5 separate regions of the Homo sapiens genome follow, and all the other regions are linked to region 3. A link is a loop called in an ENCODE intact Hi-C map of the cell type or tissue named here. Cell type or tissue: heart right ventricle. All regions are shown on one strand.

What was found. A loop is a pair of places that touch in the nucleus more often than their neighbours do. Peaks named below come from ENCODE experiments on the same cell type or tissue, not always from the same donor. Only the 100,000 strongest peaks of a DNase experiment are listed, where the experiment ranks them.
Region 1: it touches region 3 in a loop (2.9-fold over the local background); 18 of 110 quality-filtered maps call a loop at or near these places.
Region 2: it touches region 3 in a loop (2.4-fold over the local background); 11 of 110 quality-filtered maps call a loop at or near these places.
Region 4: a loop joins it to region 3, with 2.7 times the contacts of the local background. A loop is called at or near these places in 64 of 110 quality-filtered maps.
Region 5: it touches region 3 in a loop (3-fold over the local background); 17 of 110 quality-filtered maps call a loop at or near these places.

What each region holds. Positions count from the first base shown.
Region 1 is chr15:61,031,970-61,036,969 of GRCh38, reverse strand. The region is part of intron 1 of RORA (RAR related orphan receptor A); the gene reads left to right. LOC107984805 (a long non-coding RNA gene) reads left to right here. Exons shown (of 3, transcript XR_007064660.1): 2 at 1-2,131. Among named protein-coding and RNA genes, the nearest start is that of RORA, 190 kb to the left of the region's middle. In heart right ventricle, no CTCF peak of the experiment used is centred here; no DNase peak of the experiment used is centred here; H3K4me3 peaks cover 1,116 bases; H3K27ac peaks cover 3,736 bases.
Region 2 is chr15:60,711,455-60,716,454 of GRCh38, reverse strand. All of the region lies in intron 1 of RORA (RAR related orphan receptor A), which reads left to right. Among named protein-coding and RNA genes, the nearest start is that of RORA-AS2, 32 kb to the right of the region's middle. In heart right ventricle, no CTCF peak of the experiment used is centred here; a DNase peak (open chromatin) is centred at 2,599; H3K27ac peaks cover 1,766 bases.
Region 3 is chr15:60,590,141-60,595,140 of GRCh38, reverse strand. The region is part of intron 2 of RORA (RAR related orphan receptor A); the gene reads left to right. The region is part of intron 3 of RORA-AS1 (RORA antisense RNA 1); the gene reads right to left. Among named protein-coding and RNA genes, the nearest start is that of RORA-AS2, 89 kb to the left of the region's middle. RefSeq lists silencers at 2,268-3,317, 3,348-3,467. In heart right ventricle, CTCF peaks have their summits at 2,257 and 3,926; DNase peaks (open chromatin) are centred at 2,010, 2,590, 3,110, 3,830 and 1 weaker place; H3K4me3 peaks cover 3,238 bases; H3K27ac peaks cover 2,611 bases.
Region 4 is chr15:61,048,981-61,053,980 of GRCh38, reverse strand. All of the region lies in intron 1 of RORA (RAR related orphan receptor A), which reads left to right. All of the region lies in intron 1 of LOC107984805 (a long non-coding RNA gene), which reads left to right. Among named protein-coding and RNA genes, the nearest start is that of RORA, 180 kb to the left of the region's middle. RefSeq lists a silencer at 3,858-4,017. In heart right ventricle, CTCF peaks have their summits at 2,130 and 2,333 (motif pointing right); a DNase peak (open chromatin) is centred at 2,270.
Region 5 is chr15:60,750,050-60,755,049 of GRCh38, reverse strand. All of the region lies in intron 1 of RORA (RAR related orphan receptor A), which reads left to right. Among named protein-coding and RNA genes, the nearest start is that of RORA-AS4, 11 kb to the left of the region's middle. RefSeq lists a silencer at 3,324-3,518. In heart right ventricle, no CTCF peak of the experiment used is centred here; a DNase peak (open chromatin) is centred at 2,329; H3K4me3 peaks cover 649 bases; H3K27ac peaks cover 1,967 bases.

The DNA of each region.
Region 1 (5,000 bases), 440 kb before region 3:
CCCCTGTAGTGTTTGTTAAAAGTGAAGATACCCCAAGACCTACTGATTCAGGTTGTTTTCACCGAGGCCAGCAAATCTGCACCAACATGTTTTATTCTGTTCTGTACCTCAAGCTTTGATGCTGCTTTGTTTTCTTGTTTTGGGAGAAGGGCAGGGGTGGGGGTGGAGGCAAGCGAGTCCAATACTACAACTTTAGAAATCTCTGCTCTAGGGTGAACACTCTCTTTGAGACTTCTAAATTAAAGTCAAGTCTTTTGGATTTTTGTTTCTTTGTACTGCCTAACTTTAGAAAGACCTGGAAGCGGTAACATGAAAACATTTTTAGAGAGAATTACCAGGCATTTTTGGTAGAATGAGTGTTTAATGGAACAGTCCAGAGAACTCATCAAAGATGTTTATTAAAACGCGCAGACCTGCTCCAATTAAGGGCCCAGTCAGTGGTGTTAACAGTGAAGGGACTGTTCCAGAGGCGTGCTGCACGGGACGCCCACCCCAAATACAAATGGTTTGCCAGTAGCTCACAAATGAACCCCATTGCCTTGCACTTAAGCTTCCTGAAGCACATACATATCCTGCTTTGTGCTTTCCGCCCTATAGTAAACGCAAACCAATGGAGATGTGAAGCAATCTAATAGCAACAAGGCAAACCTCTACTTCCTCTAAAGAGGATTGCATCCTCTTGCTATCTTTGCCGATGCTCTCCTACAGACCCATCCCTGTCATGTCTTTCCTGTCTTTCTAGTAGAATTCTGGCTGCTCCCGTAGGACCTCCTTGCGGGAATTTTCCCTGGTTGCTGCCTCCAAGGAGAGGCTCCCCACCAGAAAGTTTTAAGAGGCTTATGCTTCTGGGGTTAATGCGGTCCTTTCTGTCACCTTGTTTTCTGTTCCTAGTTATCTTTCGGTAACTTTTTTCCTAAACTACTCTGAAAGGCATAGACTGTCTCTTGAAAGCTCATCTGTTCTTAACCCCTTTCCCTCATTCCACTGACTGCAGCATCTTCCACATACCATTCCCTCTTAGCATTTATGTCCATGTCATGCTTTTGTTGGTTTATTTGTGTATTTTCTGCTTCCCACCATTAGATCATTTGTAGAATTAATGAATGCCTATGGGTTAATAGATTTTTCGCTGTATCCTCTTTTCTCTGTATCTCTCTGCCCAGTTGCTTAGAAATGCTTCTGTTTGTGTATTTGTATCCACCTTCTTTGGGGAGAGTTATGACCCTGGTCCTTATGCCATCAGTGGTATTGCAATTTTGTATGTAGCATGACCATTTTTAAAAATGACATTTCATAGTGAGTGATTCAGACACCTATCATTCAGCTTACCTGCCGGGGCCCTCCAAAATGAGCAGAAGGCCTCTGTCTCATTCTAGAAGCTTGAAGGTCTCCACGTGGTTTGCCCAGGGGCCCACAACCTCCCTGCAGTCCAGGAGTGCTCCCATTAACCCCAGCTGTGTGATTCAGACCAGATTCTTAGGACTTTTTAAGTGAAATGGGACAGAAAATTGCTTGATGTATTTTGCCACATGAAGTACATTTTGCTGCCGCTTAGTTCTTTATTGTCGTTAGATTAAAAACTCTCCTAACGTTGTGTGGGTAAGTAAAAATCTTTTTATTTTTATCTGGTATGTTTTGAAAAAAAGGAAAAAAGAAACTAGACATTGTCAAAATATTTGCTTAATCTTGCAGATTTGGGAAGTTGTATAGCCACTCGCTCTGACAGACCAGAACAATGGTCATTAAATGAGAAGCAGATGTAATAAAGTATGCAGTAAAAGCCTTCTATTATGGGCTGGAAGGGGAAAAAAATGAGTTGTTAACAGAACACAGTAAGCATTATGGAATAAATCAGAACAAAACCATTCCCAATTACTGTACAAAGATAATTAAAGTCTACAATGCTAATTAAGGTCTGTTTATATCTATTTCTGTTTGTGTACAAACATATGCGCATAGTTAAATATTTTCCATTGTTTTTTATGTGATGCTAACTTCATAGTTGAATTTTTCTGAATTTAACTTTTGTTTTTATGTTACCAGGAAGTACAATCTCCAGAAAACTGAAACTCCAGCTTTTCCTCCTTGATCGTAGCTTATTTTTCTTGGCTAACTTCAGAAAATTCTTCAAGTATGTAACACTACTTCCTTGAGTGGATTTTTTTTTTTTTTTTTTTTTTTGGTCTGTGATGTTTTTAGTGGAATCAACCAGGGTTCCCAGCCCCCACTATTAAAAAGAAAAAAGATTTTTTTTTTCCTTGAACTTGACCAACATGCACAATTATAGTCACACATCAGAGTTACACAGGATTACAAAATGTCTTTTGGATATAAATCTCAAATAAATTCAAACTTGAAGAAAAAGAAATTGGTAAATAATCCTCCCTACTGGCAGTTCCCCAGGGTTTTCTTCACAGACTATAAATATCACATAAATATTCCCTGACCTGTAAGCTATAACTTTTGGATGGATGTCAATGGTTTTTTAACAGGGAATAACAATGAACTGTAATTGTCGTTCAGAAGTGATCAGTTAAACAATTAGAAAGGCAACAGCTTTCAACTAAGATCCAGGAATAGCCTCTATATAGACTGACTCAAGCAGTCTGAGAAACGTAAGAAAATCACTTTGTGCCACCAAATAAATCAAGAATGACATTTTTAAAAGAAAATGCTAGATACTCCTTTTTTCCTTCTTTCAAACCCACCTGCTTCCTCTTTTTCCCCCTTAGTTTCAGTCCATCAAGGATTTTATATAGCTGCAATTTCAACACATTTCTTCCTTCTAGGATTAAACTGAAACAAAAAGAGCCTGTGTATGATACAGAACTTTAACAGTCTTTAAATAGCTTTGGCAAGCCTTCATTCTAGACCAGGACTGTCCAATTGAACTATAATGGAAGTGGCATATGTAATTTTAAATTTCCTAGTAACTACCTTAAAATGAATAAAAATAAATAGGTGAAATTAAGTTTGATAATGCAGCTTATTTAACGTAACATATCCAAAATATTTTGGTTTCAACATGTAACCAATATAAAATAATAGTTAATAAGATTTTTTTTTTTGAGACATGGTCTCACTATGTTGCCCAGCTGGTCTCAAAGTTCTGGGCTCAAGGAATCTTCCCACCTCAATCTCCCAAGTAGTCGGGACTATAGGCATGCACCACCATGCCTGGCTTGTTGATAAGATATTTTACATCCCTGTTTTCATACTAAATCTGGAAAATCTGGTGTATGTATGCACTTTACAGCACATCTCAATTCAGACTGGCCACATTTCATATGTGCAAAAGCCATGTGGGTTGGTGGCGACCAAATTGGACACCATAGCAAGTAAATAATACTTGAATAAGAACCACTATTAAGTTAATAAAATCTGTAGGCTTGAGTGTCTTATTTATATGGAGCTACTATCTAGGTCAATTTGGAGATAAAGAATGAATCACCCTCTGTCTCTCACTTGGTTGGTGATGGATTTGGAGAAAGAAAATGGCAGGAGGTCTTAACAAATTTGAAGGGTCCCACTGAGAGCAAAACTGGTTTTTGTTTTTTTTTTCAGAATAAAGCTATAAATTTGGGGCTCTTGAGTTTTGCTTGCAAGTGAGGACTGAACTGGAAGCATTGTTGGGGAGAATTAGTCCTCTCTGAACAATCTGAGAACAGAGGGAACATTTGGACTAAAGGAAAACTCAGCAGCACTCTCCCCTGATTGCCTGAGGCAGCTCTTGCCTCATGGAAGACCCGCTTTGCCTCTCCTGTTTGTTTTGTAGCCATAGACTGGAGCCTAAATTTGTTCCAAGCTCAGTGATCAACATGCACAAACTCCTTGGGGTATAGCCAAGAGAGCGTGGACTTTTATAATCTGATAGCCTTTGGTTTGAACAGCTGGGTGACTTGGAGCAAATTGCAGATCTGAATCTGTTCCCCGCTCTGTAAAACAGGAAAGGCAATGCCTACCTCGCAGAGTTGTTTGAGGAGTAAGTATCATAAAGTATTTAAAGCACCTGGCAAAGTGCCTGACACATAGTAGGCAGTCAATAAATTATAGCTATTATCATAATATAAATGTATACGCATGTAATATTTATATAGACATAGGTAATAAGAAAGGATTCCTTATTTTATTATTGTTCCAAATTGCTGCTGTGGCCTTATGCAGAAGGATCCCCTGTACTGCTCTTTGACCCATAAATGAAAACTAGTTTCCTAGTTTATGATCTTGTATGAAGATAATTCTTGCTGAAGCCAGGGCAGGAATAGGTAGATGTCTGGGCTGTGTTAGAAAACTCTTAAGCATTTGTTAGACTTAACTTTGGCCTCTTTTCATTGTTTTCAAAATGACTTTAGTTGTGAATGTAAAATGTTTCTAATATCCACCCTTGGTCCAACCTGGGTGTGTGATTACACTCCATATGATTGTCATGTGAAAAGGTGAAGTGGGCAATTTTGGTCTACTCCGTTGATCAAATATAGAAGTTCTTGATTTTTACCTCTTAGTGGCTTATAGTTTGAAAACCAACTTTTAATTTTTTCTCTTCTCTAATTCACTTTCAAGGTTGTGAGTTTAGCCAAATTTCATATGACTCAGTCTCATGCCCAGAAGGGCACTATTTGCAGGATTCTACTTGATTTGTGTATTGGGGGAGATATACCATTCTTCTTCAGTTCAACACTTCTGGCTTTAAATTACATTTGGGTCACATTTTATAGCTTTCTAAGGGATCTGTACAAATGGTAACCACAACTGGTAAAATGTGATGTAAGCTACTTGGAAGGGTTTTCTTTGGAATCCTACGTAATTTCAAGTACTCTGCATGTAATTTTGCTAGCCAGTCAATTAACTGAAGTGTTCTTCATGGGTAGAGCATGTGCTGAATTTGACATACATGCTTACGTGCAATAAGTCCCTTTCACAGTGTACTTCCCTTGTGACACAAAAAGACACTATTTTGAGACAAACCCTATCAGGTAATCAGCGATAAAATGACCATCCTT
Region 2 (5,000 bases), 120 kb before region 3:
GTATTGATGAAATTCAAACCCAAGTTTGCATGCTTTTCTCCCTGGACCAGTGCAACAGGCTGTCTCCTTTAGGTTTGCAACTGCAAGTGCATTCAGAAGAGAAGGAAGAAAGATGATACAAAAGGCGGTATCTCTGAAGGAGGGGAAGATTCACAGGGAATATGGCACCTCACAGAAGTCTACCATCCTAGCCATAAAATTGGCTGTAGCCCACTTCTTGCCCTAGTGAGAGAACAGTGTTAAGTGGGCTTGGTCTAGAATCTTGCTACTCAAAGTTTAGTCCATGGGCTGGAAGTTGTGGCATCACTCGGCAACTATAAGAAGTGTAGAATCTCAGGGCCCACCCCAGACCTACTGAATCAGAATTAGCATATTTAATAAGATCTCCAGGCAATTCGTATGCACATTAAACTTTGAAAAGCACTGGCCTAGAGGCTGGTGGGAAATGATAATTAAAGATGCTGACTGAGTAGTTCTAGTGTAGCGTAAGATCATTTGTGGGTGAAGGCAATTCTCCTACATTAGGTTGAGAGGAAGAATCATAATTTTTTTACATAATTCATTGTAGCAGAATTTCTCCCAACTGTGAATTTTAAGACTGATGACTTGAACTAGAAAATGGATCTTTCCTTCCCCTAACATTTTAGAGGGATTTTTGGCTATTAAATGGTGAGTGTGTTTGTGTACATGCATACAGTTGTGTACATTTACACAAACACAACTGTGTACACAATTAGAAAAAAGCTAGCTCATGACTTTCTTGGAAACTACTGTTGGGCACTGTTTGGAAAGCTAAAGGAACCCCAATTGTGTCATTATATTCCCTTTCTAAAAATAAGATTTTGGTGTTATTTTTCAATGTGCAGAACAATTTGTGCAATTTTTGTGAATGCAAACCTTCAGGAATGAATGAAGTTGTGGTTTTCATAGCTTTGTTTGTCCAGGCTTCTTCTATTCTCCTTAGACAATCTCCAAGGAACGTCTGTCATGAGGCACCACGTGAAGGTCTTTGGAGAAACACCATGAAAGTTGACCACCAGCCTGTCGCTGGGACACTTTGGAAGAAAGCTAACAAAGGAAGAAGATGTTTTACAGCTGACTGTGCCACATCATTGTGTTCAAAAAAGTTTCTCATTATTCAGTGGTTTCGAACTTCCACCACTAAGATTCTTATCCACTTTCATGCCTCTTTGCTTCTCACTATGTCCTTGTATGTTGGATTCCTGCTCCTTGTAGGTCTTCCCATGGAAATGATGACACATTGGGAGGTATGGCCAAGGCCCTGCATCACAGGCTGCTTGAGAATAAATCGGGTGTTTGTGTAGTTATTAAAACTCATCCTCTCTCACAAAAAGAGCTAGAATCAGAAAGTCTTACAAGGCCCAGCACTTTCCAACAGCATAGTCATCCAACCTAGCTATCAGAGTTAGCTTGGTGAGATGAAAAATTCATTTGATGGGAAGCCAAAAGACTTGAATTCCAGCCCCATCTTTACCCCTCACTTGATTTTGGTCATAGTCTCTCAACTCTCAGGGATTGGATGGCTCTTCTGTGAAAAGAGGGCCTCATACAGCCTCTTCTGGCCTTCTAATCTGAGGATGATTACATTATTCAGTCTATAAAATAATTTATAGACCACATTTCAAGTGCAGCAATGTTCTTAGATGGTCACACATCACATCAGTATATTTTCAGATTGAAAAGGCAGAGCCCATTTTGACATCCCAAGATCCCCCTTAAACACAAATTTTCTATGTAAGAAGAAAAATCCTTCTTTAAAAGAGATAATTGACCAGGCACGGTGGCTCACAACTGTAATCCCAGCACTTTGGGAGGCTGAGGCGGGTGGATCACCTGAGGTCAGGAGTTCGAGACCAGCCTGGCCAATATGGTGAAACCCCATCTCTACTAAAAATACAAAAATTAGCTACGTGTGTTGGCAGGTGCCTGTAATCCCAGCTACTAGGGAGGCTGAGGCAGGAGAATCGCTTGAGCCCAGGAGGTTGAGGTTGCAGTGAGCCAAGATTGCACCATTGACTCTAGCCTGGGGGACAGAGCAAGACTCCATCTCAAAAAATAAATAAATAAAAAGAATTGGCCAGATGCGGTGGCTCACGCCTGTAATCCCAGCACTTTGGGAGGCCGAGACCAGTGGATCACCTGGGGTCAGGAGTTGGAGACCAGGCTGGTCAATGTGGCGAAACCCCATCTCTACTAAAAATACAAAAAAGAAATTTGCTGGGCATGGTGGCATGCACCTGTAATCTCAGCTACTTGGGAGGCTGAGGCAGGAGAATTGCTTGAATCCGGGAGGCGGAGGTTGCAGTGAGCTGAGACCACGCCATTGCACTCCATCCTGGGCGACGGAGTGAGACTCTGTCTCGAAAAAAAAAAAAGAGAGAGAGAGAGAGAGATAATGAAGAAGGTGCTAATTCAATTTCTTCTGGATTTCTAGAGGCCCCGGTTTTGCCAAGTGAGAACAGTTCACTCATTTGAAATGACTAGAGAGCTTCACTTTATTACCCTGCAAAGTCTTAGCTTGAAAGGCTAGGGTCAGCAGTCTGCCAGTTGGCAGCTGTTACTCTGCGTTGCAGATCCTGTTGTAATCAGGTGCTTTCCTTAGAAAATTAAAATGATGATAGTAGTTTATATGTATTGAGCCCTTCATAGATGACAGGTTCCAGAACTTGGCACTGTTGTTAACTTCACTTTACTGTCATGGGGACTGTGGCATGGAGACGTTCACTTCCTTACCCAAGTCCTCATGGCTAGGTAGGGTGAATTGGGACTGGAACACAGACAGTCTGAGGATATTACATCACCTCCCTCCTGTGGGAATATTCCTAAGGGCTGAATATGACTTGGTTGAGGAGGAGAGAAAAGTGAGGAGAGTGGAATGTACGGGGGCGTGTATTTTTAAATGTTCTTTTAATTTTGGATCTTTTCCTCCTCGTTGCCACTGTTCAGTCTCAGTTTCACAAAACTCTTCAAATATCCATTCAGTGTTCTCTGAGAACTGGGAATGCTGACAGTAGGAACCAAGAATTTTAAGTACAGAATTAAACATTCCCTTTGTCTTTTTGCCAAACTGATAAAAGGCGCCATTGGTTTTCTTAGTGGGTAAAGTGGGGGTAGGAGGAGCTGAGGAGCCATTTCCTCAAACCAAGTGACCTCTTCAGCCTCAGACTGTGAAGGGAGGAATGACTTGCCAGCGCCCAGGTTAGCCGGACACCCTACTAAGGGGGAACATTCCTGGGCTTCTCTGGCATGGATTGCTGGCTTTATGACATTTGTTTTCTTTTGGAAGAAGATTATATTAATAACTATCATCTACATAATTTAGAACAATTTGGTATGATCTTTTATTGCCAGGGAAGCCCTGGCCACAGTCTGAAAAAAAGTAAAGGAAATGAAAAGTCTGTTTGCCTTGCTGATTAAGGTAACCTAAATTGTTGTTTTTTTTTCCCTGCTTAACCCAGGTTCAAAGTATTCGCTCTGTTGAATAGGATATGTGTCCAATAGCTGTGAGCAGAGAGAGGTCAGGCTCTCTTGTCCAAGAGATAGTATTTTCATCTTCAGGGTTTTTCTCCCATAGAAAGACAAATCTGTTCTAAGTCAAGCAACTGAACAACAATGTGAATTCTCACCAAGTGGTGTCATTGGTTCTGGCTGCTGGGGAACCCCGCGTCAGGGAAATAAAGAAAAGCTGAGCACCAGCAGTCACAAAAGCCTTCCTGGAAGCAGTAGGACTGTGTTGAGTCTTGTGCAGTTTGCAAGAAAGGCTTGTCTTCTGGCCTCGGGAACAAGTACCAGAGCTTGAATTGGGTCCAGTCCGTCATGTAATGCCTTGCAATACACTGGGTCCTATCGCAGATGACTGCAGAAGTTAGGTGGATACCTTAAGCTGTCTGGGTACATATCAAAAGGATAAGCCAAAATAAATCCAAACCATCATGCAAACCCAGTGATAAATGGCAACTGACACATGACCTTAGTTCCACTAGACAATAGAGAGTGCTGTGGGTTATGTTGACCAGAGAGTTTGTGTCCTGGCTAAAGATGGCAGTCACTCATTTAGACCAAATTTAGTTGTATAATGCAGGAACAAAGACCTTGTATTGCCTATTTTCTATATTCAACAAAACACACCTTTTTAAAGAAAACATCTAGATGTTTAAATGTTGGAATATACTTCAACTTTTTTAAAAATGTTAGACAATCACTTGTAATCCAAATAGAATATGTAGGGAACAACTGGTATACCACCTCTGGAATAAGTCTTCATCATCCCCAAATTAATGCAATGATATTATCAACATGTCCTATGTAGGATATGAGTCCCATTTGAAAGTATCAGCCACACTTGCTAAGATTTCTAATATTCATAGAAGAAAAATACACTGTCACTGACAATTCAGATTTCATTTGTTTAAAAAAATCTGTGTATTATTAGACTACGTATCACAAAATAGTTTTATTATACTGTTGCAGAAAAAAAGAATTGAAACCACTTCTATTATAATTTATAACATCTTGAGGGTGACTGTGGGAAGGCTAAGGAATTTGCTGTTTTATTATCATATAATTTGTTTCAGTAGCGGTATTTTAAATGTTGGATTTTCCTAGTAAGTCTTGGATGCAAAGGTGGGTTGCTGACAGGGTTTGAGAAACCTGGAGGTCCAATCAAAGGTTAAATCATCTTCCCCAAAAGAAATATCTTCTTTCTTAAGCCCTTGAGCTGAAGGTAGGACCAAAAGAGACAGAAGGTTAGAAAACTGAAGGATAGATGCAATCGAATTTATTAGCCACCATTAGGGGTGCTTCTGACAAGACAGAGGAAGGAGACCCTCAGCCTAGCCTCCTCTTCAACCATAGAATAGCACTCTAAAGGTAAACCCTTCTGGTTCACAGTGTGAGTGCGAGGAAGGAAGGATGCAAAAATGGGGAAGAAGAGCCACCTTTTATTACCCCTTACTGAAGTTGTCTTCTAATCAACTGCT
Region 3 (5,000 bases):
TGTCCCTTCAATATGGGAGATGTTCCCTTTTACTCCTGACTGATTTGTTTGGTTGGGGCCTTATAATGTCATAGAAAATGTGCATTTTGAGTGGTTAAAAAAAAAAAACAGCCTATAGTTTTTACTCTCAAAGAGCTTTGTGTTAATATAAAGAACAGTAATATAACCTGGGTTAAAAGCTGAAGACATTTAATAGAGGCATGTATTACAAATAGCATCTAGCTACATTGGAAGGTTAGGACTTCATATCTGAAATTCTGTTGCTCATTAGTTGTAGGAAGTGAATGAAGTACATCTCCAAAGGGCAAGGTCAGTATTACATTATTCTGGAAATGTCTTTGTTGAATAAATGTGTAAATATTTCAGATAAGTACTTGAGATTATATTTCTATTGGGGACATATCTATAGAATGAATGATTCTACTTATAACTGCAGGAGCAGATGTCATGTTACATGTTGTTCCCAATGACTGATTTCATTTGAAATGATCTGGAAATAAATACTGATTACTAGTGATGTCAGATTATTCACCTTGGAGTCAGATGTCTCACAAGGCACGCTAGAGCTAATAGATTTGGTTCTTTTGAAAACATTGTTTTCTAAAGCAGGATACTGTTTTAAAGTAGCATTGTGAATCATCCGAGTTGTATATCTGGGTTCACTTGCATTGAGTAGGGAAGAACATACTTCCGAGGATGCAGTCTCCGATGGTTTTCCATCCTTTAACGATACAAAAGAAAGAAAATTGTACCTGGGACCTGCTTATAGGATAGCTTGGCATTAGTCGTTAGCACAAGGGAAATCAATAACCAAATGTGAATGATGGTGTCAGTGTAACTGAGGGGCGTTGCCTCATTGGGAGATATAGTTGCATCATAGGAACGTGGTGTGATTTAATTTCATAATTGTAAACATTACAGTGGGTATGGCTGATTCATTTGAAACTCTTGTCCACTTTGCTATGGCTGGACAGCTGAGTTAACATGGGTAGGTCTTGGGTTCACATTTTTATAATTTCTTTTCTTTGTAGTTTTTTTTGGGGGAAAAATCTTTAAGAAAAAAAGCTGTATTAGAATGAATTTATCTGAAATCAAACTTTTATAAAGCCATGGCTTGACTGAAGGACAACGAACTTTATTGACCTTCTAAATCAGAGCGCTGTATAAATGTTTGGAAGACTCAATTTTGCCTTGAAAGGGGGCTGGGGAGGGAGTGTATGAATCCTTGTTTTCTACGGTGCTGATTATTTGCTTGTGTTTTAAATTGTGGCCCAACTCAGGGGCAAGAGCAACTCACTTACATGGAGAAAAAAATATGCTAGAATTATCCTTGCTTAATCATCATGAATGCAACAGCTAATAGCCATCTGATATTTTAAGTTGTGCGTGGCAACAGACCAACAGAAAAGCAAGCAGAATGAAATTTCGTGAAGGAACCGCAATAGGTACGCAAACTTGGCTTTTCAGAATTTTTTTCTGTTATGCTCGGTACTATAGACACCCTGACCAAAGTTTTAAACAATGCAGACTCTGGGTATGTAGCATCTGAAATTCATTGTAAAGAGATTGACCTGTAAAATAATAACGTCATGATTTACAGTTCCGTAAGGACAGTAAGAAGAATTAAGCTTCAAAGTTTAGAGGGAATTAAGTCTTAGTCGCATGTTAAAATGTACAAAGTTCACCTTCAGAGGTCTTTATTTTCTGTCAGAATTACCACAGTGTTTCATTTTTAGGGTATGAAAACGATAGCTTTTCCTACTTGTAGATGGGTTCTCTGGAGAGATATGGAAGAGCCTGGGAATTTAGCGGCTCAAATCAGCTGGCAACTGGAGTTCATTTAGGTGATTCACATACAATTTCCGGCTTTCCTTGCAGGTATCAGTGGTCTTGGACGCGGGGAAGGGGGTTGGGGGGGACAGGTGTAGACCAGGACCTTGGTTATTGGTATAACTGCCAATATCCAAGGGTTGCCAAGGGTTGGGTGGGCGGAGTTCCCCCGCCCAGGCCGAGTCTCTCCAGAAAGACTTCGGAGGAGCTTACTCCACTCCCCGGACGGTCCCAGTGGCTTCGTTCTCCACGGCCCAGAAGTGGGCCGTACCTTCCGATTAGAGCTGGGGCACTCTAGGAAATGCGGGTGACCGTAGCTCCCCAGACCAAACCTGTCTTTTCCACCAACGAGCTGGCGCATTTATCGCCCCCGAGTGCTCCGGCAAGCCAGCGGGAGAGTGGCGTCGGGTTGCGAGCCTCTTGCCCCACCGAGTGGGGGCAGAAAGTGGTCAGAGGCGCGTTCCGCGGGGCGCTGCGTGCAGAAAAGCGACCGGCGGCCACAGGTGATCCCGAAGGCGAGGGGAAGGCGGGCGCCCGGGCGAGGGCCCGGGGCGCGGGAGGGCAGGCCCGGCCGGGGTGGGCCAGCAGAGCCGCCGCTGCTACTCACCTGCCCGCGGGGGCGGGGCGGGGCGCGGCGCTGGGGCGCGCCTGCCTCCCGCCTCCCGCCTCCCGCCTCCCGCCCCGGGAGGAAGCGGAGGGGCGCGGTGTAAACAGAGCGGCGGCCGTGATGTCAGCCGGTCACATGGAGCCTCTTATGGCTCGGGATGGCTCTCGGCGGGCGGGCAGCTGCGGCAGCTGCTGCTGTGGCTCGGGCGGCGGCGGCGCGGCGGCGGCAGAGGGGGCTCCGGGGTCGGACCATCCGCTCTCCCTGCGCTCTCCGCACCGCGGCTTAAATGATGTATTTTGTGATCGCAGCGATGAAAGGTGAGCCCGGGCGCCCCGCCGGGGCCGGGTGGGCTGGCGGCTCCGGGGGGCGGGGAGGAGGGCGCGCAGGGGGAGGGGTGGGCGCGCCTGCCCGAACGCACGTACTGCCCGGGGCTCGGCGCGGGGGCCCTGCCAGGGCCTTCTGGGCCACCGCCGCGGCGCCACCTGAGCCCGGCCACGGGATCGGCCTGCCTCCGATTGGGGGGCAAAGGCGCACGGGGTGGATCCCCCTCTGCTGCCCCCTCCGGCTCCTGTCAGTCTCTTGGGTCCGCTTGGCACCGGGCGGGTCTCCCAAAAGAAAGTTTGCCGGGAGTCGCCGCGCTTCGGAAAGGAAGGGGAGGGTCTGCGGAGTTCAGAGGAAGCCGGGGACGCCCGCGGCCGGTCCCCAGGGCCCGCACCCGGGACAGCTCCGGCCTAGGTCGGGGAGGCGCCGCGGCCGGGCAGGGCCGTGCGTGCGCGTTGTCGCGATGTCATCCCCGGGGACTGGTCAGCGCCCCAGGCCTTGCGCCCTGCCCCTGCGTCCCCGAGCGCCTCAGCGGCCGCCGGCCGGGCAAGTGCCGCAGGTCCGCGCTGTGTCCCGCGCTGTGTCCCGCCGCGGCCACTTCCGAAAGCGCGCGGGCCGGAGCGAGACGGGCGCCTCGAGCGTGCCAAGACGCTCTGGGCGGCCCAGGGAGCCGCGGCGCACCCCGCTTGACACTTTGGCTGGTGGATGGAGGTGGGGAGGAACTCGGCAGCCCACGGGATCCGCGGGCAGGGGCGGAGGTTAGACCGTGGTGAGGGCCGACGGGCGCGGGTTAGTCGCGGCCAATCCTGCCGGGCGGCCCGGCCTTCCGCCCTCATCAGGACTCCGTAGCCGGGCCGGGGGCGGGAGGGGAGGGGGATTTGGTTGGAGGGAGGACTGGCTCTAGGTCCTCTCAGGTGAGAAGGAGAGAAACCGTGGCAAGTCAGGGAACTTTCTGATGGGAAAGCTAAAGTTTGGAGGTGTTCAGGAAGTCGCCCGTGCTGCCGGAGAAACCGAGACTCGCTCTTGGGACGGTTGCAAACAGCTCCGGAGAAACTCAGCCCGCAGCACGCCGCCCGCCGCCCGCCGCCCGCTTGTGCGCCCGCAGGTTCCTCGCCGTGGATAATCTGCCCGAGCTGCTTCGCAGGCCCGGCCGCCAGGCTTGGGGATTTAGAGCCCCATCTGTTTGCGGCGGACGCGGCTTCCCTAATGCGCAGCAATTGTGCAGACCCAGACTGTCCTGCGGGTCCTAGCCACCGGTGCGGGTGCCAAGCGCCTGTTAAACGTTTGCTAGTTTGGGGTTGTGTTGCAATCTGGAATGAAGGACACCAGTTCGGTATCTGCGCTGGGTTTACTTTCGGATCACCGAGCTTTGCCTTTCTTCACTAGAGATTGGGTGGCATCTCTTTTATTAATTATTAACAGGCCGAAACGTACTGGACGTTAAGATGAGCTGCTTGAGATGAAATCTTTCTATATAATGTGCCCACAGCAAATTTTCTCTTTTCCCCTGTGGCTTGAGGGGAATGGGATTTAATCATTTTTAGAATATGTAATTCATATAAGTAAAAGAGAGGAAACCTCCCGTGATCCGCGCTCTTAAGCACTTAAAATTATTTGGGAGGAAAAATTATTAAGATTTCTTATCGACTTCTTATGTTAAAAAATCTATTCTCCCCCACCCCCCCAAAAAACTTTTATGCTAGTCCTGCATTTCATTAGCCCTGTAAGTGTGAAACGTCTTAAATGCCCTCTGCAGTTAAAGCATTTTTTGTCTTTAAATTATAAAATTGATTTTGCTATTTGGAAGATGTCAATGCCAGTCTTTATCCACTTTGTCTAATATACTTTGTGTTGATTGGAGGAAAGGCGAGAGGCTGAGACATTTTAAACTGCTTTCTCCCCTAATGAACAGTAACGACCCACCAAAAAAAAGGAAAGTACGTTTTAATATTTTGATTTAAAGTTGATGTTTCCTAGTACATAGGCTTTTGCTTTTGTAATTCTACAAAGTGAAGTTCCATACTGTCCCTTGCTAATAGAATAATAAGAATCACACACGCTACCCCCACACTTGGAGTGACCTCTGTCTGCCATAAAATAATAGTTTCATAGTATTGTGCTTTGAAAAAAGTGCCTCAGAAGTACTGGCAATGCAATTTTTCTATAAACTCAGCTGCCTGAAAGAGAGAGAGAGAGAGAGAGAGAGATAGAGGAAGAGGGAGAGAGAATGCATCTGAACAAT
Region 4 (5,000 bases), 460 kb before region 3:
TTTTTCAAGAAATAGCTTTGGAGAAAACAAACAAAGAAAATAACCAAAATAAACTGTCCCTAACTCCTTTTCCTTGAGTATTGAATTTTCTGAAGGAAACCCTCCCTGAAGAATGTTTATATATATATATATCATGAAGTCTAAACACTCTTCATGCTGTGTAGATTCTTAACGGAGCACATTTGTTTGAACCTATGCCCAACGTTAACACTACTTGATATCTGGCTACAAAAATACCCATCAGCTGTGTCGTCTCCCTGTAGCCCCTTGAAAAGGGAGAAGCAAGAATTTGTTTTCTTGAGGCATTCTCAAAGACCGCATACCCAGGCTTTGTTGCTGGGATTCTACCTCTTTCTCCTGGTCTTTGCTCTTCCCTGGACACCAGATCCAGATCCAGATCCAGGTCCAGGAGGGACCAGGAAATCAGGAGGGTCATCCTGGCATCTGCCCATTTGTAGCTGATCAGAGCCTTCATGGCAGCCATGGAAATCATCGTGAAACTGTATTCACAACCCCGTGCCTTCTCGCTGAGCTTTCTCTGCTGCCCAAGGGGTTACCTGTGTGAGGCCTAATTACATCTGGACAGGCAGGCGGCAGAGACAACCCAGGGCCTTTGTCCTTTTTGTCAGTGTGAGTCAGTAGGCTACCATGGAGTCTCCCGGGAAGGGGGTGGGTGTTGGGGGGCAAAAGCCTGATTTTTGTGTTCAAAAAAAAAAATGTTTTTGCAGCTGACAGCTGTATGCAAACAGTAACAGTACATTACAATGAACACCTTAAAATATGAGGAATCAAGACTGTTGACTTTGGGTGAAAAGCGAGTGATTCAGGACCAAGTGATTGAGTAGCTCCGATCAGGTCTGGTTTTATCTCTTCCTGATAACACAGCATTGGTTGTTACAGGGACAAAAGCAGGAGTGATGTATTTGGCTAAATCTTTAATCAATAAAATAGATTAAGGATCATGAATATGGAGTTTTCTTTTCCCCTTAGGATACTTTACTTATACTGTGCTACAATTTAGTCCCAAAGCACTTTCAGTGAATTAGGAAAAGCTGTCACTTCCTTAATCTTGTACCGGCGAACAGCTAGGTCAGCGAGGTACAGGCTGGACACTTTTGTGCAGGGTACATCCAAGCCAACTGTACGTGGCATGCTGCTGAAGTTTTCATCTTCGCGTCTTTCTTCCCTGTTGGTCTCTTTGTACCTCTTTTCTGCTTTTGTCTTATTGATGAACTGTATAATACCAATCAAGAGTGCATGGAAATATACTATTACTTACAGTAGAAACAGTCAGTGAGGGAACCAACTACTCAGTCTCAAAATGCGCTCTCAGAATATCTGGAATGTTTCCCACAGAATTGGTGATGTGTAGAAACAGGCTGTCTTTGATCTGGTAAAGCAAATCCATTTTCAGAAGCTACAATCTGATAAATATCATTCATCCTCCATTTCTCTCCTGGAGTGATGTTTTCCTTTCTTACGGAAAACACATAGCCATAGCTTACTTGTATCAGCATCGTACGATACTAGAACCACTACGCGAAAGCAGTGTCAGTGGCACCACTGGAGTTAACTGTAATTCAAAGGAGCAAAAGCATTACGTATGAGGCTTTCCCATCCTGACTTCTAGAATTCTAGCTTTCCAGTGGACCTCTTGCAAGGAATCTGAAATAGAGAAAGAAACAAAAATATGTAGTATAATTTCACCAGAGTTTTTCCTCAACCTTAATAAGGCTTAAAAGGCCTTTCCCTCCACTGCTGTGTTTGGGAGTGGAGGAGAGTTCCTATTAAATGAAAACACTGATCATTCTCTGTGTGCATAAGCTGCACCCACATAACACTAATGGTTAGCACCTTTAACTCTTGCACTCTGGGATGTAGGACAGATCCTCACCAGGCATCCTCTGTCTTTTCTGTTTCTGACTGCAGACGATAGCATTTCTATTTAGTTTAGAAAGCAGCAGGTGCTGTGTGCATAAGACTTCCAGGCTGCACAAGAAAGCAAGCAGGTTATTGCAGCCACAATAGGATGTAAGAGGAGGTGCACCCTCCCTTTCTGCTGAAAGGCAGAAATGGAGGAGGGGAAGTGTCTGTTGTATGTTCCTTGGTAATTCGTGCTGCAGAGTTGGACTGCTCCCTCTTAGCTTGAAGACACTCATGTCCCCTGAGGCTCACGGGAATGGTCAGTGAGGCCACAAGAAATGTTTTGAAGCCCAGGCGGAGACTTCAGATTCCTTTGCATGTAGAAGTGTTGGCCAAAAATAGCAAATACCAGTCCTTTCCGAAGCCTCTCCCACTCTCTGGGATGCAGACAGTACAGGCAAGCATCACTAGGTGGCACAGCTGTCCTGGTGTCTTACTCTCATGGAGCCACACTTAAAACTGCTGTGGGATGCTTTGATGAAATACCCGATAGGATTCCTGTCCAGAAGGTGCCAATACAGAGCATTCAGGTCAAGTGGAGGATTCTTTTCGCAGGGGATCACTGGATTGACTCTAGGAGAAAGAGAAGCTATGCATGCCGCAAACACCTGCACACCACCATTCATCCTGCCCAGGCTGCTGCTGAGTGGAGCTCAGGCTTGCAAGTTTGTGGATCAGTGTGCCCCACAAAGCGTGCTTATCTCTGCCTCACCCCCTAGGGGGAGTGGGGATAGGGGTAGTGGAAAGTAGGTAGCCAGCCCCTACTTTCTGCTGTTCCCACTCCAAAATGTACATATTTGTCAAAACCTTCCAGATTCCTTCTGAGTGGAGGATGTGGCAGTATCACCTTCTGTCTACCCTGAGTGCCTCACTCCCCTCTTCCTTCTGCCATCCTTCCACACCCTGCTCAGATGCAGCCTTCTGAAGATCAGTCCAGCCCACGATACCCTCCCTGCCACCTGAGGTGCCATAGCATTACGTTGTGTGGTTGTTGAGTCAGCAAACATGGGCTGTGTGTCAGAGCCTAGAGAGCACTACCCTCTCCACTACTTCTGTCACCTCTGGGGAAATGCAGAGGATATATGCTGCCCCTAAGCAGCAGCCACTATAACGTGGTGGTTAGCTGACCAACAGACTTGTTTTGGCTCTTGTTCACCACCTACTAGGTATGTGCTTTATTTTAATAAGTTAGTCAACCTAAGACTTGGTTTCCTCACCCATAAACTGGGATAATAATAGTACCTATTCATTATGATAAGAATTAAAGAGCAATCCTTCATGGAAAGCAACTGGGATGGTGCCTGGCACATAGTAAGTGCTCAATAAAGCAGGTCTTACTCTTATCGCAGGAGAAGGTATCACAGCCAAGACCAACCCCTGACTCTTGTGACTCTGCGCCCTGTGTATGTTTTACTCTTACACATGCTTGCATTCTTTCTACTATGCCATATTGCCTCCTCTTAGTGTTTAGAACATCTCTTGCCCCCCAGTTGTTTGTGCCTTGAGTTCTCTTTTTCACAAACTAGCTTGGGAGCTCCCTGAAGACAGAGACCATATAGAATTACACAGTGTCCTTCTACTTTATTGTCACGATGCTTTAAGAGAGTTATTGACTGTAATTATTAAATTCTAACCATGGAAAACTTCTCAATGTTGACTTTAAAAATTGTTTGAAATTTTTTAGAATTATTGATATCATGAGTGAAGTAGGTTCCCAAACTATATTTCAGAGGACAAAGTTTGTACACGTTTTCCGTAAAGGGCCAAAGAGTAAATATTTTAGACTTTGTGAGCCACGGGTGCGTGTCTCATGACTCATCGCTGCGGCTGCAGTGTGAAAGCAGCCATGGACGGCATGTACACAAATGAGGTTGGCTGTGGGCAGTGAAAATTTACGAAAACAAGCAGTGGCCAGATCAGACCACATGGGCAGTAGTTTTCTGACCCCTGCTCTAGGAGGTGATAAAAAGTGTTCAGGGAAATGGGTTCTGTGGTCATATCAAACGTGTTGGCTATATATTGATTTGAGTCATCTCACTGCACAGCACTCATTACCATATTAAAAGCCTCTGAGAAGTCCTGCAGTTAAGAAGTACTTGGGCCGAGTGCCGTGGCTCACACCTGTAATCCCAGCACTTTGGGAGGCTGAGGCAGGCAGATCACTAGGTCAGGAGTTCGAGACCATTCTGGCTAACACAGTGAAACCTCGTTTCTACTAAAAATATGAAAAATTAGCCGGGTGTGGTGGTGTGCGCCTATAATCCCAGCGACTCAGGAGGCTGAGGCAGGAGAATCACTTGAACCCGGGAGGCGGAGGTTGCAGTGAGCTGAGATCATGCCATTGCACTCCAGCCTAGGCGACAGAGGGAGACTCCATCTCAGAAAGAAAAAAAGAAAAAAGAAAGAAAGAAGTACCTGTAGCTTTGTCTGACCTATAGTTTCCCCACTTCCGTAAGTGTGGAATATATTGTCCATAGCCTATCAGTGCGTTAACATCCTGCAGACTGGTACTCCTCATGCTACCAGTTAGAAATGCTGGATTTTTTTATGTTGACTCACAAAAGTCCACCTACTGTATTTTTTATGGTAGCATCTTTGCATTTATAGTATTATTATTTTCGTTTGAGGACATGGACTTGTATGATCACTGAATTCTGCAACTTTGTGTTTGTCCACCGAAAGAATTTGGCACCTCATCAGAAACGAGCCTCATGCATTAAATCCAAATGGGAGGATGTTAGACGGGGGGATATCACCATGCTCATCTCTGTGCTGAGCTCCAACGTAAGTGGGAGTTCTGAGAAGCCGTGTGGTTTAATACATCTGTCTCCTTGGCTGCTGTGCCAGCTTTTCATGACAGTGCTTTTCATCATCTGAAACATGTAATTGCTTTTGACGACAACAAGAGAATTGTGGCAGGAGAACTCTCCGCAGTTTCCGAAAACACTGAGCCTCCAGCATTTCAGGTCCAGTCAACTTCAGCAGATGTGGTGTTGGGACACGAGGGTGTTCAGATGTGTGGGGGTGTCCAAGGGGGAATGATTCAGAGCCACTGCCTCAGTTTTTAAAGTAAGGAT
Region 5 (5,000 bases), 160 kb before region 3:
TATGTAACAAACCTGCACACTGTGCACATGTGCCCTAAAACTTAAAGTATATATAAAAAAAAAAAAAGACTCAGCTCTCATCTTCAAGAAGTGCACTGAGTTTACGGGGATAATAAGAGAGATATCCATTCCAGACTGAGCATACACAACCCACATTCCACAGACATTAGAAGGAAAGAGAAAGGAGTCGAAGGGAAGTGCTAGCTTCAAGAAGCAAGAGAATGGAGCCCTATTTCCAGCTTTGCCACCAACTGGAAAGTCATTTGCCCTCTCTGGGTCCTAGTTTCCTCATCTGTATAAGAAAGGACTAGGACCAGAGCTCCTCCAATGTGCCTGTGCAGCAAACCTCTGACAGTCTATGGGATTTGGAAATTCAGAGGAGGTGGATGTCAATGTTGGCAGAGGTATTGTGGACATGTATCCTCAAGGATGTGGAAGTTGAGTTGTCCCTGAAGAATGAGGGAAGGGCGTCAAAGTTGGGGGTCAAGCATTTCAGGTAGAAGAACTAGGAAGGAATTAAGCCATGAGACTAAAACAGCCCTAATAATTTTTTGATGTCCATTTTATGAAGTAAGAGAAGTATGAACAAGCAGACTCAGATGATATGGATGCTACAGTACAGCTGGAATTAGCAAGAGTTTGTTTGGAACAAAGGGTCAAATTCATCTAACTGGAGTAATCCCAACTTTGGAAACCCCATATGTTGGTGTTAAGAGCAGTCTTCTAAAAGAGCTAAGTGAGAAGAATGCACAACGAAACCTCCATGGTAGTGAAACAATGATGTAAACAAAAGATGATGGGAAAATGTGACACGTTCTCACAAGGTGGAAAAGCAGCCGATGATTTTCAAAGCAGACAAATAAAAATACCTCATGCTATATTGTGAATATGGATTTCTACCCAAAAAGGGATGCCATTAGGACTCAAAAGACTAACACAATATAGGAAGTAACCATAATTCTATTGAGGCCAAAATTGAAAACATCATCCTTATTCAGACTCATTGAGAGGAGGTTGAGGAAGAAGAGCAAGTGAGTAGCCACGGACCAGTGTTCCGGGTCTGGGTCAAGGGCCTTGGCCAGTTGCTTAATGTTGGTCTCTTCATCTGTCCAGTGGGAGTAATAATACTTGCTCCACATGTATCGTGATGCTGTTACAAGGATCAAACGGGATAATAGAAGTGGATTTGCTTTAAAAAGAATCAAGTGCTGTAATCACTGGACTAAAGCAATAGAAATTCATGCATTTGTGATGTCTGTCTAGTATATGAACAGCTTGTGCAAACACACTTAAAGTAGTTCCTTGTATTTGCAGAGTGCTTCAGAGCTTGTCAGGTTCCAAAAAATATAAAGGGATATAGCATGGCTTTATATTCTGAAAACCTAGGTTTGGATTTCAATCTCATTGCTTCCTAGTGTGATTTGGCGTAGTGTTATTTAACACATCTGGGCTCAATTTCCTCATCTGTAAAATAGACAGAGATACCTACGCATGCATGGTGGTTGTGAAATTCACATGTGATAAGGGATGAAGGGTGGAGAGGTCAGTGCCTGCCCATGCAGGCCCTCAGAGCACACTGGCTGTTTTTATTTCCCTGTTCCGCTAGGACATAAGCTCCTAGGGCTGACCACGTCCATTGGTATTCCCAGTTACCAGCAGAGTTCCTGAGACAGAATTGGTGTTCGATAAATACTTGTTGAATGGATGGATTAACAGAATGAACGGATGGGTGAACACCCACCCTGTAACAGAGATGAAAGACGGTAATATCTGCTATCTTGGGTAAGAAAACCAAGGCTCAGAGAGTTGAAGTAACTGTTGAAGGTTCGTGTCAGAACTAAACTGCGAGTAGGACTTAAAGGGGTCCCTTTTCTACGCCATCCACGTGCTGCTCCCTGTTCTGAACCTCTAACCTTTGGTGGAATCATGGGCTACAGTTTTCTGAGCTGTTATTGTCATATCTTTTAGAAAACCAGAAGCAATAATATTTGCCTCTGCTTTATTTTTCTGGACTTTTGTTCAGGGCTCACAGAGTAAAAAAATTCAAGTCAACTTTTACATTCTTCTTGTTGTTTTGAAAAGGGGCCAAAAAGCAAAGCAAAGAAACATAAGCAAAATCTCAAATATCTTTGGTTTTGACAGTCCCTGGATGGCTGGACATAGCCCCAGGAAAATGAATCTAATCTGCACTGAAAGGTACAGTTTGTTTCTTTCTCCCACAGACAGACGGAAATGTGTGTTTGGGAGGCTGATTCATCCAATGGCCCCTGCACCAGGCCTGGGACCAGCGCTATTCATTATTTGCTCTGTTCCTCTTTCGTTTACAAGGTCAGAGTCGATGTTTTGGTTGTTTTCCCAGCAGTGCTCTACTGACCGACTTCGCTCTAATCCCTTGATGTCACTTAAATAAACTCGAGGCGGGTGGGGGTGGGGGGAGCAATTTGAGAACTCCAATGATTTCCTACCGCTGTTGTTCTCGGCGGCAAATTAATTTGATGCTGTTATGTAAGTGTAATCATCCTCTCTAATCACATCACAGGATTGGGAACTGCCAGAAATAACAGAAGGGAACATTGGAGATATCAAAGGGGAGCCACTAAAATAGATTGTTTATTTAGGTACCAAATTGAAACGCTATTATTGGGAGATGGAAAACAACCGTCGCCACACTTTCCTTTCACACGTCCCTGCGCTTTACATACTGTATTTGTCAGGATGCATCAGCCAGAAGGAAAAGGAAAGAGGAAATCAGAGCTTCCATTTGTGCCATCGGGAAGGAAATGGGGAAAGTCAGAGGTGTCTGAGCGTCAATGGGCTTTTGTTGGTGCGCAAAATTTTGGTTGTGATTACTGCTCTAAGACGCTTCTCTCTGCCTGATGTTCTTTCCTGATGTCTGCCCTCTCTCTTCTTTATTCTTTCCCATACTAGCCCATTGCCTTCTCCCTCCCCATTTTTTTTTTAGCAAGTCAAAGAAGACTCAGCCTAGCTCGGATGATCCTTCTCCACCTCCTTATTGATGGCCCTTCTCTCAAGTGATGGGGACCCTGGAGATAGGTTAAATGCATACAGCTTCCCTATCTCCTCACACATGTTGTCGGATCTCTTCCCAAACTCTTCTGCTTCTACCTAGACATGGAGTCATAGGGGTGAGAAATAAAGTCCCATCCTTACTTGGAGTGTTTTACAGAGTGGTCTATGCAGTTTTGGTAGAGGAGCTTAGAGGCCTGTTTTTGTTCCTCAGCTCTGTTCCTCCTCCCTGGGCAGATTGTTTACTGTTTCTGAGCCTCAGTTTCTTCATCTATAAGAAGGGATAGCGACACCAAGCTCAACCTGGTGCCGAGAGGATGCAGGAAGGTAACACCTGTGAAAGCCAGGCCCGCAGTGGTCAAGAAAGCAGGTGCTGGAGTCAGAGTCTGCAGTCAGAATTTGGGATCTGGGCCCCAGCACTACCACTCAGCTGCCCAGGACCTTGGTCAAGGTACTTATCTCTTTACACCTCAACATCATTTGTAAAGTGGGATAAAGAAAATACTGATCAAAATAGCCTGAGGGTTAAATAAACATGCATATTTTCAATGATTGGCATAGCGCCTGGTCTACTAAATGCTAGCTTATCGTCATTATTATTATTCTCATTGTTATTATTTATTGTTGTAATAGCAAAGCTTAATTAAATAATAATGATACTAATGATGGTGATCCGTTTCCTGCTAGTCCCACTTCTTATTCCCACCACTGATCTTCACGCAACTGCCAATTCCTCCTGATGTTATTTGCCATAAGTAATCAATACATGACAACAGGGTTAGAATCACTGTTGAAGGAGGCAGAACAAAGTGAACCATGGACAGGTTGTAGAGAGAGATGCCCCGCCATGGGGAGGGAAAGGACATTCAGCTGAAGGCTCTTAGGAGACATACTCCTTAGGGCCTCTGACTGTGGGCTGTCCCTGTTCTCCTGGTCTCCCAGGCCCTCTGCACTGTCTTGGATTCTGCTCCCCACCTGCCTTTCTTCCCTGCTCTCCTCACTGCCTGCCTGAAAATGCCTTCTGCCAGCCAAGTCCTCACAGTGGAGTGAAATAATCCTTTTACCGTGGGGTAACGAGAGGGACATCCAACCTGGAGTTGGAACTAAGGTGCTTGAATCCTTCCCTGCCCTTCGCCCCTCAGATGACTGTGTTTATGGACCTAGGTGGCTTTGTCTATGAAGCATGCATGGCACAGTGCCAGCCAATTCCCTCTTTCTGAAGCAACTGCTAGAATACTGAATACCTTCCCTGAAGGTAAAATACAAATATTTTTTAAGTGAAAAATGAAAATACATTTCTGAAACTGTTTTCTACATGCTGATCACAAAAGGGAATAGATTACTATCCATGGTCCTCTTTTGCTCTTTTTCCTCTAATCTAATCTCAGTTTGATGTCCTCTCTCCTTGAAAGATTATATACATAGAGAGCCTAATTATTAGGCTGCCCAAAACAGCTGCTATACCTGGACAGAACGCTCACTGAGGTTTGGTCACCAGACTCAGACAAGGTTGAACACGGTAGCATCTGGGACAAAAATATGCTTGCAAAAATATATTGAAACTGAAATTTTAAAAGGGATTCTTTCTCTGCTTCTGTTTTCTAAAGAAAATTATCTGCACAATTGTTCTCTGTATGTCACTTCATTTGACATGAACTTTTCAAACTGCAGGTTTTAGCTAGCTAGTTTATGCCTAAAACAAAGGAAATACTGATTGAGGAGACCAGTGGCATGGTGGAGAGTGAGTCCTTTCTCAGCTGTAGATATGACCTGGGTCTCCTAGGCTTTGGAGTCAGACTTTGGCTATGCCACTTTCTGGCTGTATGGCTTTGGGCAAATTACTTAACCTTTTTGAACCTCCATTTCCTCAACTGTAAATTGGAGCTGATAATAGTATCCATCTGTAGGGATGTAGTGAAGATAATATGAAATAATAAATGAAAAATACTTGGCACATAGAAAGGTTTTGATTA